2 separate regions of the Homo sapiens genome follow, and region 1 is linked to region 2. A link is a loop called in an ENCODE intact Hi-C map of the cell type or tissue named here. Cell type or tissue: endothelial cell of umbilical vein. All regions are shown on one strand.

Evidence for each region. Peaks named below come from ENCODE experiments on the same cell type or tissue, not always from the same donor. Only the 100,000 strongest peaks of a DNase experiment are listed, where the experiment ranks them.
Region 1: it touches region 2 in a loop (19-fold over the local background); 4 of 110 quality-filtered maps call a loop at or near these places.

Annotation. Positions count from the first base shown.
Region 1 is chr2:235,594,579-235,597,078 of GRCh38, reverse strand. The region is part of intron 1 of AGAP1 (ArfGAP with GTPase domain, ankyrin repeat and PH domain 1); the gene reads right to left. Among named protein-coding and RNA genes, the nearest start is that of TNRC17, 78 kb to the right of the region's middle. RefSeq lists enhancers at 1-301, 1,300-1,594. In endothelial cell of umbilical vein, a CTCF peak has its summit at 1,460 (motif pointing left); a DNase peak (open chromatin) is centred at 1,468.
Region 2 is chr2:236,179,821-236,182,320 of GRCh38, reverse strand. The region is part of intron 1 of GBX2-AS1 (GBX2 and ASB18 antisense RNA 1); the gene reads right to left. Among named protein-coding and RNA genes, the nearest start is that of GBX2, 13 kb to the right of the region's middle. RefSeq lists enhancers at 1,966-2,481, 2,482-2,500. In endothelial cell of umbilical vein, a CTCF peak has its summit at 1,259 (motif pointing right); DNase peaks (open chromatin) are centred at 1,290 and 2,070; H3K4me3 peaks cover 570 bases; H3K27ac peaks cover 1,224 bases.

The DNA of each region.
Region 1 (2,500 bases), 590 kb after region 2:
TCGGCTGGGGCTGCTATCACAAAGACCACCGGCAGAGGCACTTCAACAACACACGTTTACCTCTCACAGTTCTGGCAGCTGGAAGTCCAAGTTCAAGGTACTGGTCAATTTGGTTCCTGGTGAGGCCTCTTCCTGCAGAAGCCATATCTCCTCATGATGTCCTCATAGGGTACAGAGCAAGCGCTCCTGAGGGGCATTCGTGCCACCACAAGGGGTCCACTCCCATGACCTGATACCTCCCACAGACCCACCTCCTAATACCATCACACGGGGTTGCAGGGACACAATTCAGTCGACAGCCCCGGCCTTGGGAAACATCATTGCTTTTCTCATCACTAGGACTGGGGCACAAGAGAGGAAGAGTGAAAGCTGATTGACCTCCGAGGTTTCTCTTCTATCTAAAAGTCTATTATTCTAAAAATAAATTTAACAACATCTTCTTACACAATCCCCTCAAATACAGCCATACGATGACACAGCACCTGCAACCAGGAACCCGGGAAGGGTCTCTCCAACTCTGCCTGCCTTTCCCCAGACCAGGGACCAGCAGCCGGGGTGCTACCTGTGGCTCACCAGAAACACAGACTCTCAGGTCCACCTTGCCTTGCTGAATCCAAATCTGCAGGTAACAAGGTCCCAAGGTGACTCCAGGCACACCGGAGTTAAGCAGCTGGAGTAAGTCTCTGGGATGCCCCTCCCCAGGTAGACTCCTGTCCTCAAGGTCCTTGGGGCTCCAGTCTGAGACTCTATTTCCTCAAAACTCTGTAGTGCCCCACAGGCATCTGGACAGTCCCACCTGTCTAGTTTGAGCATCTGTTAAATAACAGTGAATACACATCCATGGCCGGGTTCTGACTCCGTTTAATCACCTTAGATGGAGCTGGGAATGTTTACAGTGTTCATGGATAGCTGTGCCACTTAGACTTGACATGAAGTTAGACTGAAGGCTGTGCTTATGGGTGATTTCCATGGAAAGACGGCATCACTGTTAGGAGCACAGCTGGCTCTTAGGGCACACAATTCACAGGGCTGCGATTTTCACAACCACTTCCAGGAGCATAGCTTCATAACATCAGAAACATCTGCCGGCCCCTGTACACAGTACGCAAAGTAATACATTACTGCTTCATTCTGAGACGAAACACTTTGACCTTGTGCTTCTCCATCATAGTTTAAGAAGCTGCCCTAGTTTATGTTGATTTATTCTTAAACAGTTCTTAGCAAGGCAAGTAAACGTATAATTTTTCTTAATTTTCAAAGACAACGGAAACTTTCCCAAATAGCCTTTGCCACCTCATATCGCTGTCAACTGCTAGTTTTTGTTAATTTCACATCAATCATCGGCTATAAATATTTGTGCCATATCAGCAGGGGATTTATTAGTGAGCACGCTTTAGCAATGCATCTGCCCAAACACCAAGCATGAGGGACAGTTTGTTTACGCATCTCACTCCCTCCACCTGCTGGTGGCTGCTGGAAATGAGTCCCCCAAAAATCCAGCCTTCACTTTGTAGGAAGTGGCACTGACAAATCCACCTAGTACTGCTTTACTTAGCTGTAAGTAACAGCATAATTGAAAGTGCTATACGTGTTTATCAGAACAAAAACACAGGAGCAGGCACATTAAGGCAGCAGCAGGCCCAGGAGTGAGAGTAAGCTGAGTTCTGGACTTCAGCTACACTTCCTTCCTGAGAATGTATTTCAGTGCCCACTGGACCTATGTGCTTCTGGTCAGTTTCACGGTTTCCGGCCCCTCGAGGGTGTGCTCCCCAGGAAGGCTGCCTTTCTAAGAGTCAGCTCCCAATACTGGTGAGAAGCCCAGGAGCTGTTTCCAGGCATCAAGACCATGCTGGCCAGATCCCTTACAAACCTTCAGTTTTCCTCCCCTTCCCCTGGAGGCTGGGCTGCACTTACTCCTCTCCCAAGCCGTCTGAGTCAAGGCTGCCCCTTATTCTCTGAAACTCCCTTTCTGCAAAACACACTGGAGTTCTTCAGGTCTGCAACAGGCCCCTCTGGCGCCACACCCGCCTCACCTGGGTCATTCCGTCCACATGCCGGGAGGTGCCCTCTCCTCCTTGCCAGTGCCAGCCTGGTGCTCTGGTTCCAGCTACCTCCTCTAGATAGCAGCAGATGAAACTTTCTTTAAAAAATATGTTGATACTTTTACATCATAAAAAAAAAAAAAAAAAAAAAAACAGCAATCTGGGCCGGGCGCAGTGGCTCACGCCTGTAATCCCAGCACTCTGGGAGGCCGAGGCAGGTGGATCACTTGAGGCCAGGAGTCCAAGACCAGCCTGGTCAACATGGTGAGACCCCATCCCTACTAAAAATACAAAAAATTTAGCTGGGTGTGGTGGCATGCATCTGTAATCCCTGCTACTTGGGACGCCAAGGCAGAATTGCTTGAACCCGGAAGATGGAGGTTGCAGCGAGCCGAGATCACATCACTGCACACCAGCCTGGGTAACAGAGCAAGACTCCCTCTCAAAACAAACAGCAA
Region 2 (2,500 bases):
TATTTTGCCTCCAACTTTTATTGAATGTCTTTGATTATTACTTGTCATTTGACGACAGAGAATTAAAAAAGAAGTGGCTGGGCACAGTGGCTCACACCTGTAACCTCTGCACTTTGGGAGGCCTAGGAAGGTGGATTGCTGGAGTTCAGGAGATCAAGACCAGCCCGGGCAACCCTATCTCTGCCAAAAATACAAAAAATTAGCCAGGTGTGGTGGCACATGCCTGTGGTCCCAACTACTCAGGAGGCTGAGATGAGAGGATCGCTTGACCCTGGGAGGCAGAGGTTGCAGTGAGCTGAGATCGTGCTACTATACTCCAGCCTGGGTGGCAGAGTGAGACCCCATCTCAAAAAAATAAAATACACAAATGAAGCTCTCCACTAATATTGGTCCTGGGGAGGCTGGCCTCTGTCCGCACCAACCATGTCCAGGACAGGACGAAACATTCATGGTTGGACCATCAGACACAATCCACAGTCCACAGGCAATTAGTACACAGACCCAGTACTGTGTGACGTGTTATGTTTAAAACTCTGAACCCAGCATTAGGCCTGCCTTTTTAGTATATTTACGTTGATTTAAGTTACTTGATAATCATCGACTCAGTATGGTTTAAAGAAAATCAAAGCCACTGACTCTTTAAGTCTATGGAGCATTTGCTGATCCCAGTTAACTGTATATAATTGTCAAATTTCCAATCTCTGAAATGACCCTTTGGACACACACTGATGGGGCAGGCTGTTGAACTTTTGCAAAGAACACTTAACCTTCTGCAGAAATGGTGTAAAATACAGGCTTGCGGAATGAGCTGGTCCACTCCAGTGCCCCCACCTCCTGTCCACGCCAGGCACCTAAGAAGCTGCTCAATCACTACAATTTCGGGTGCTATTAGCTTGCCAAGTGCTTTTCATCTTTTAAGGGCTGCCCAAGGGCCAAGGGATAAATCAGGAATGTTGTATCTTTTATTCCATTATTTTAAGGATAAATTACTGCTTAGTCAAATTTGTTATGTCCAGATGGGATATGCAGAAACCCCTGTATTTCAATTATGGTCAATACTGCATCTCATTTCTAGGATTTAAGTGTAGTTTGAGAACATCAAAATCCTTTTCAAACTCCGGGATTTGCGTTGAAATTGTTAACATCTTTCTCTGTTAAAACAAAAATTAATTTCACTAAATTGCTAAAATAAGCCTGAGGAATCTAGAACCCTGCGGAAGATTGAATAGGTATTGAAATTCATTTTCAGAGAGGCCTGCAGGTGGCGCCATAAGCAAACGGTCTTACCCTCTCCCACCAACCTACTCTCCCCAGAATTTAAAAAGGAGGAAAACAGGAAGATCTTAGCTCACATGATAAAGGGGAGGGGAGCCTACGAAAACTACAGATTCGTAAACTATCATATAGAATCGTGCTGCCATAATAAAAAATTCAATAATTAAAATATTGATTATGGAATTGCCTGCTTCCTTTGTATTAAATATGTGCAGTTTATAGTTAATGTGTTTATAAATAAATATAATTTTCAGTTGAATTTTTTATGATACCATAATAACATCCCAATCCTCATTTGTGTGTTAAACGTGTTCTTTAACAAAATTATACATTTACTATTGCAATGTAACTAGCTGGGTTTTCAGCCTTCATCTAATTTTCCAGAATGGTATTTCTGCAGTCCTAACATTCTTTGCTTAATCACTCCGATAAAAACGGTGGATTTCTTTGTAATGCAATTTGTAAGCAAAAAACATGATTGAGAATGCAGTATTTGCTGTCAACTATGTTTAACACAGGGTTTTAATTTAGCGGGTAATTATTCATTTGGTAGACGCTTTTTCCATTCACATTTATTTTCCCTGCTCTTAAGAAAGTTCGTAAGTTTGGAGAACCTTGGAAAACCAGGGTTGTGGCGTATTTGATGTAAGCCAGAGTTTGATACAGATGTTATCGCAAGAGAACATTTTTTTTATCTGCTAAAGACAGGAGGTCACATTAACTCGTAATACAGACACATAAAAATGTGATTATGGGTTCTAAACAGAACGCAGTAGGCTCCTAGTTAACACAATGAGATTTCTAGGAAGTGATGCATAAATTCTTCAAAAATGACACATTTCTCACGTTCCATTCCAATTAAATTACTGAGGCAGCTAACAGCCATGAGCACAAAGTACGGGATAAAATGAGGGTTTGCTTCTTGTAACTGTGTCTCTGTGAAAGTATATTTTTATGAGAAGCAGTTAATATTAAGCTATTATTTTTCAGCTGTGCTGGAAGGGATGTCTTGAGCCTTTCTTGTCGCGCTCTCCCCAGAAGAGCCTCCCCCTTTGTTTCTTGGGTTTGCTGATAGGAAGAGCGCGTTGCTCCACCGGCTACCGCCTTCACCTGGGGCTTTGGAGTGAAAGGGACCAGCCCAGGAAGGGGTCCCCAGCACCAGTCCCCAAGGGTGGGTGTAATCGCTGCCCAGAGGCCCTCAGCCAGGAGATTCAAAGGTGGGAGG